Linked DNA regions of Homo sapiens: region 1 is linked to region 2. Evidence: chromatin contacts called from ENCODE Hi-C or POLR2A ChIA-PET data. All regions are on one chromosome and are shown on one strand. The core of a region is the stretch at or near the end of the contact, and the rest is flanking DNA. Distances in the headings are between cores, read along the strand shown.

Evidence for each region. Hi-C counts contacts between places; a loop is a spot of excess contacts on that map. ChIA-PET counts read pairs that join two places held with the same protein, here RNA polymerase II (POLR2A).
Region 1: a map of astrocyte of the cerebellum shows a loop between it and region 2 (5-fold over the local background). The contact joins two enhancer-like sites. A Hi-C loop is called at or near these places in 1 of 168 maps with a recorded cell type or tissue (astrocyte of the cerebellum). POLR2A ChIA-PET finds 5 or more read pairs at or near these places in 8 of 52 experiments (BJ, HEK293T, OCI-LY7 and 5 more).

What each region holds. Positions count from the first base shown.
Region 1 is chr5:160,163,879-160,167,302 of GRCh38, forward strand. No RefSeq gene overlaps it. Among named protein-coding and RNA genes, the nearest start is that of FABP6-AS1, 44 kb to the right of the region's middle. RefSeq lists enhancers at 1,012-1,611, 1,864-2,158, 2,813-3,413 and a silencer at 1,864-2,158. Within about 2 kb of position 1,418, at least 32 of the 41 ENCODE cell types and tissues checked have a DNase peak (open chromatin) inside an H3K27ac peak, as active enhancers do; they include PC-9, where a contact is called at or near this core.
Region 2 is chr5:160,062,945-160,066,447 of GRCh38, forward strand. TTC1 (tetratricopeptide repeat domain 1) reads left to right here. Exons shown (of 8, transcript NM_003314.3): 8 at 1,988-2,599. The coding sequence ends at 2,121. It also overlaps a transcript of PWWP2A not described here. Among named protein-coding and RNA genes, the nearest start is that of PWWP2A, 55 kb to the right of the region's middle. Within about 2 kb of position 1,612, at least 11 of the 41 ENCODE cell types and tissues checked have a DNase peak (open chromatin) inside an H3K27ac peak, as active enhancers do; they include PC-9, where a contact is called at or near this core.

The DNA.
Region 1 (3,424 bases), core at 168-2,667, 100 kb after region 2:
TGAGTCTCAAAAAAAAAAAAAAAAAAGGAGTGAAGGAAAATGACAACTGGCACTTGGTCTCAGTGGAGGGGAATAAGAGGGGCCTGCTGACTGTCTATGGGGAACATGTAGGATGCCCACTCTGTCTTTAGGGCAACTGGCACTCAGCATATGCTGATTGGTGCCATGTGGACATGGATGCCCAATGTTAGCAGATCTCACACACTTTCTAGAGAAATTGAACACATCAATTTTTATTTGAAATTTCCCGATTATTAAAACTTTGGCTCAAATTTTTCTTAAAAAGTAGGAGGGCCAAGTACAACGTATTCTGGACTGTGAGCTGCCAGCCTGCCATCTCCAGATTAGGTGGGTTTTTTGTTTGTTTGTGTTGTTTTGTTTTGTTTTTGAGACAGAGTCTCCATCTGTAGCCCAGGCTGGAGTGCAGTGGCGAGATCTAGGCTCACTGCAACCTCTGCCTCCCGGGTTCAAGCAATTCTCTGCCTCAGTCTCCCGAGTACCTGGTATTACAGGCACCTACCACCATGCCTGGCTAATTTTTTGCATTTTTAGTAGAGATGGGGTTTCACCATCTTGGCCAGGCTGGTCTTAATCTCCTGACGTCGTGGTCTACCCACCTCAGCCTCCCAAAGCGCTGGGATTACAGGTGTAAGCCACCGTGTCCGGGCTTTTTTTTTTTTCTTTTCTTTTGAGACAGGGTCTCCTCTGTCACTCAGGCTGGAGTGCACTAGTGCGATAATGACTTACTGTAGCCTCAACCTCCCAGGCTCAGGTGATCCTCCTGCCTCAGCTTCTTGAGTAGCTGGGACCACAAGTCTGTGCCACCTGGCCTGGCTAATTTTTTAAAAAATTATCTGTAGAGGCAGGGTCTCCCTATGTTGCCCAGGCATACCTTGAGCTTGTGGGCTCAAGCGATCCGCCCACCTCAGCCTCCCAAAAGGCTGGCATTACAGACGTGAGCCACTGAGCTATCCCAGATTAGGTGTTTTTAAAGCTGTCTTTCTGCTGGAATGTTCTATGGAGAGAGCAGTGAACAGGGAAGGAGGAAAAGAAGAAGGGATAGCAGGAGTCACTGGGGAATCTCTTTGAGACCCAGTTGCGGGGAGAGGAAGAAGGTCTGGCCTTTCTACTCAGTAAGGCTCTGTTTAGGTTAACCCTTCTTTTCCTCTTGCTGCTGGCTCTCACTTGGGAGAAACGTAATGGCCCAAGCCTTAAGAGTGTCTGAGCAGATCTGAACTGCATGCTCCAGTGTGTTGCTGGAGAGGCGTGGCTGTGGCTCTGGTGGAAGGTGAGAGGGGAGACCACTATCCTAGTCTAGAAGAGGCCTGAGGCCTCGGCCTCCAAGAGGACCGCTCTCTGTGCCCTGGCCTGCTGCTATCCCTGGAGGAGCCCCGGATGTCCTTCCGACTGGGCCTGTGTGTCAGGGAGAGAGAATGTAGTCTGTGGTCAGTGTGGCTGGCAGCCAGCCTGGCAGATGGCCAGAACCCAGAGCTCGCTGGGAAGGAGCATAAACAAGGCGCCTGGTGGGCAGCTGTGACCCAGAATCTTCCAGCAGAAGAGCAGTGAGGAAGGAGGGGGGAATGCCAGGGGGACCCTCGCCCCGATTCCCCAGGCTGCCCAGCACTCAGGCATCAGTCAGGGACAGCATGGGGCTCCCTGAGGCACCGGGCAAGCAGCTGCCACAGAAAGAACTGGAGGAGCCCACTTTGAAGGGGTCTCCTGAGACTCTGTGATCCCATGACTCTGTGATTCAGCTTTTCTTACACTGTAGAGTCACTCTGTACAGAGGACATCTGTGGTTTTCCCTTGCCGAGCATCCACTCTGCTCCTTCTGTTAGCAGCACCCTAGTTATCCTCCGGGAAACCACCCCGCCTCCACTCAGTCCATGCGGTTTGGGTGAGGCTGACTTTGCTTTTCCACCCTCCCAGCTTGAGGGTGGGCATGTGTGCCCGGCCTGGCCAATCAGCAGACTTCTTCTTCTGCTGGATCCAGTGAAACCCAATCCAAGGGATTTTGCTGGAACTCTTGGGAAAAGTAAAATTGACAGCAATTGGCTTGATGCATATCTGGAGGTGCTGGGGGCCATCTGGTCCTGACATGGGAGGAGCTTGCCAGAGAATGAAGCCATCACAGAGAAAGACAGCATAGAGAGGGAGGGAGAGGACAACAGATTGATTAATTGACATGTGTAAGAGACAGAAAAATAACTGAGACTTGATGAAATGGTTTGAGCTCCTAGATCCAGCTTTAAATGATGTAGTTGGTATCTAATCCCTGGACTTTTCAGTGAAGGGGTCTAGAATATGCTGCCATGGCATAAAAATTATTATGAGCAGAAGGGATTTGAGTTCCTGAAATCTTTGATCTGCCTAAAAGTAGAGCCTCCCAAAAGAACTCAATTATAAATCCCCTCCCAGAGCAATCAGGGAAGATTGACTGTTATCTCTGAAGGCTAGAAGTCACCACACCTAAACAGACTGTCACAAAATTATCATATCTCCCATCTATTCTCCTAAGGGCCCATCTCTCTTTCCTAAAAGTCACGTGTTCCTGTAAGTGCCCTTCTCCCTTTTCCTTCCTCTATTAAGATGGTATATAAACTCCCAATTCTAATGCCTTCCTGAGTCACATTTTTGTGTGAATTCCTTTAAGGATAAGATTAAATGATTAAATCCGTCTCTTCTCATGCTAATCTGTCTTTTGTCAGTTTAATTTGCAGGCCCCCAGTCATTATCCTAACAAGGTAGAGGAAAACTTTTCCCTGCCCCGTCTCCACCTGCTCATCTAAGCTTCCATGACTCCAACATTCTACACAAGTCTATGATTTACCTAAGAACTAAATTCTACTTCATTTTCTTCAAGGCAGAAAGAAGCCAGCAAAGAACCTGGGGCCCTTTAAAACCCACCCTGATTGCTTGGAATTGGAGGGATTTGCCAATGAAATCTCAAGGATCCTGGCTGCATTTCTGCCCTGTCAGCACCCCCGGTGTTATCGGAAAAGGGGGTCCTGATACAGAACTCAAGAGAGGGTTCTTGGACCTCACACAACAAAGAGTTTGGGGAGAGTCCATAAAGTGAAAGCAAGTTTATTAAGGAAATAAAGGAATAAAAGAACGGCTACTCCATAGGCAGAGCAGCAGCTTGGGCTGCTGGACTAAGGATACTTATTGCTTGATTATATGCTAAACAGGGGGTGAATTATTCATGATTTTTCAGGAAAGGGGTGGGCAATTTCCGGAGCTGAGGGTTCCCCCTCTTTTAGACCATATAGGGTAACTTCCTGATGTTGCCGTGGCATTTGTAAACTGTCGTGGCACTGGTGGGAGTGTCTTTTAGCATGCTACTGCATTGTAATTAGTGTATAATGAGTGGTGAGGATGACCAGAGGTCACTTTCATGACCATCTTGGTTTTGTTGAGTTTT
Region 2 (3,503 bases), core at 362-2,861:
CCCATGTGCCCGAGGCTGTGCCGCTGCCTTGTGCAGGCACCCAGGGTTTATGCCAGTGATTTCCTGACACAAGCAGCAGCACAGAACGTGTGTGTCCCAGGTTTAGGTTTGGGAGGCCTGCCTGGAGAACAGCCATCCCAGGTTCTGGGAGCTTTCTCAATTTACTGTTTTATCCAAAGATGGGTTGGCCTTTCTCTGGACATAGTGAGCTTCCTTGGGCTAGTTCTTAAGCCTGAGACTAAAAGTTCTCACCATGAGTTATTAGGGAGGCCTGTAAAATGTAAAGGCCATGCGTTTTTTTTGCTCTGTTACCCAGGCTGGAGTGCAATGGTATGATCATGGCTCACTGCAGCCCTGAACTCCTTGGGCTCAAGCAATCCTCCTAACTCAGCCTCTGCATAGCTGTGACAACAGGTGTGTGCCACCACACCTAGCTAATTTTTAAATTTTTGTAGATACAGGGTCTCCCTATGTTGCCCAGGCTGGTCTCAAACTCCTAGGCTCACATGATCCTCCTGCCTCAGCCTCCCAAAGTGCTGGGATTACAGGTGTGAGCCACTGCACCCAGCCAAGGCCATGCACCTTTAAGTTCTTTACCTGGGCTTTACTCTAAGATGGGAGGCCTCAGAGTGAGAAAAGCTGCTAAGAAGTGGGAAGGAGCCTGTACCTCTGGTGATTAGGGATTTCTCTTTTCGTCCACCCCCATTCTCACCTCCACTGGAAGTAGACCTGTAAGAAAAATTAAAGCAGTTTAGAAAGGGTTGAAACTGTTTATTCACCCATCCCTGCCAAAATTTTCTGGAACATTCCTAGTTTCAGATGTTCCTTATATCTTAAAACAGCATAAGAACTGTTTTTTGTTTTTAAAAAAAAAATTTGTAGAGATAGAGTCTCACTGCGTTGCTCGGGCTGGTCTTGAACTCCTGGGCTCAAACCCTCCTCTTGCCTCAGCTTCCCAAAGTGCTGGGAATACAGGCATGAGTCACCATGCTTGGCAAGAACCGCTGGCTATAGACCATGACTTTTTTTTTTTTTTTTTTTTGAGACGGAGTCTCACTCTGTCACCCAGGCTGGAGTGCAGTGGCGCAATCTCAGCTCACTGCAACCTCTGCCTCCCAGGTGCAAACGATTGTCCTGCCTCAGCCTCCCTAGTAGCTGGGACTGTAGGCGTATGCCACCACCCTCAGCTGATTTTTGTATTTTTTGTAGAGATAGGGTTTCATCATGTTGGCCAGGCTGGTCTCGAACTCCTGACCTCAGGTGATCCACCCATCTCGGCCTCCCAAAGTGCTGGGATTACAGGCGTGAGCCACCACGCCCATCCTATATACCTCACCCAAGTCGTGTAAATAAAGCCTGAAACTTGGGAAGAGGAGGCTGGACTATTGAGGTCTTATTGAGGTTGCTGTGCAAATCAAGATGATCCCATTTCTAAGAAATGGCTAGTCTGGTATAGAAGCTAAGGATTTGTTTAGGAAAGCAGGAAGCTCTTGAATATGAATCCAAGCTCAGTGGAAATGGGCTGAGTTGAATTACATTTAGCAGGTGGCTGCTGCCGTTCTAGAGAGAAGAGACTTGGAGGGACCTCTGCCCTCACTACCAGGCAGACCTGGCTTGGCAGGGTGCCTTGAGCCTCACTGGAACAGCAGTTGGTTTTCCCAGAACTCACCCCAGAAGCCTGTGTCCTCTGATAGCACTGGCCAGTTAGGACAGGAGGCTTTGATTCCCAGAGAGAGCCAGCAGGACTCCACTCTCATCTATGCAAGCACAGGCTGAGGGTGGATGGCATTAAAGTGACTGCACTGCTGAGTGGGGAATAGGGGCTGGGAACTCTCCTGGAAGCTTTCATCATATTAAAAGTAGGCATTTCTTTAACTGCAAAGAGATACTTTTATATTTTGTACTCAGTGGTAAGGCAAGATTAATTGGTACCTTCCTGCTTCTGTTCATTCCTGTATTCATTTGAGTTTTTGCTTTTACATTACAGGTAAATTAAAAGATCTTGGGAACTTGGTTCTCCGACCTTTTGGGCTCTCCACGGAAAATTTCCAGATCAAACAGGATTCCTCTACCGGCTCGTACTCCATCAATTTCGTTCAAAATCCAAATAATAACAGATAACAAAGATAACAAAAGCTTTACAAGCTGACTTGGAATTGTGTGCTGCTTGCTGTTAGCTAGGGGAAAGGCCCTGCCAATGTTTAACTTTTAAAAGCATCTTATCTAAAAGAAAGGCTATCCAGTAGAGCCCAGTGCTCCCTTGTCCCTCTTTTATGATCAGGGTGAAATGTACTTCCTGATGTAATGAACCTAATTTGATTTCCATTTTAAGGTGGTGTCTGTGCAGCTGGTGTCCCCGATTCTGGCTGTCCTATGTCCAGGAAGAAGCCCATTTGTTGAGGCTGACCTTCCTGATCATACACACACACAGCCCAGCAAAAGCCTCTCCTGAACCAAACAAACCTGTTGGTTGGGAGACTGCCCAGACATGATTGATGACGGGTTCCCGCCTGCTGTCCCCTCCCTGATCACACAGCTAACGAGGCTGCCTCCAGCATTTCCTGATTTCCTCTGTGGTAATAAAAGCTTTCTGTGCTTAGGTCTGGGTTAGGTTGTGAATTTTGTCACGTAACGACAACTAAGGCAGAAGCCTTCTCTGGCTTTGGGAGCAGTGTTGGTTTCAAGCAGGGTTACTGATTCCAGATTCCACAGATCTGCCCAAAGTTTTTGTTGCCTTGAAGATTTATCTTGAAGAGTTGACCATTCTACCATGTACTAGAATTCAGAAAGTCCACCTTACAAGCTATCTTGGGCCCCTCCAGGTTTGTATAGATAATTATAAATCTGTGTTTGACCAAATGTTAATATTTTTAACTTAAAATAGCTTCATTGAGGAATGGTAGTATATGAACCCCAGAACAAAACCATATTCTTTTAAACTACATGAACCTAGAGGTGTCAAAGATAGAATTTTTTTGTGCTCATCAGTTGATGCTAGTGAGAAGCTTGCAGTTGCTCTGGTTTGAGTCTCAAAAGCTTGACATGCAAGTTTCATCTTGGATGTAAATTACACATATAATTCTGTAAGTGACATGCAGTAGTCAGTCATACTCCCAGTGTTAAGGACTATGTGGTTCTTCTCATCTGTTCCTAAAAGCTTTTTATCTTTTTTCTTCTTTTGGTCAAAGTGAACCTCAGAAGAAACTGTTAAATCTGGCATCCAATTTTCCTGAAAATGTGTGTGTGAAAAATCACACAAGTTGTATGGAAACCGTGTGGAATGCTGGATGGTCTGGTAGTCAGTGTTCGGTGCTTCCTGTGCAGCCAGCATTATGCTAGAAAGTGGTTCTCATTTTTTTTTTTTTTTTTTTGAGGGGGGTCTCGCTCTGTCACCCAGGCTGGAGTGCAGTGGCGCAATCTTGGCTCACTACAACCTCTGCCTCCCAGGCTCAAGCAATTCTCCTGCCTCAGCCTCCAGAGTAGCTGGGATTACAGGCATGCAC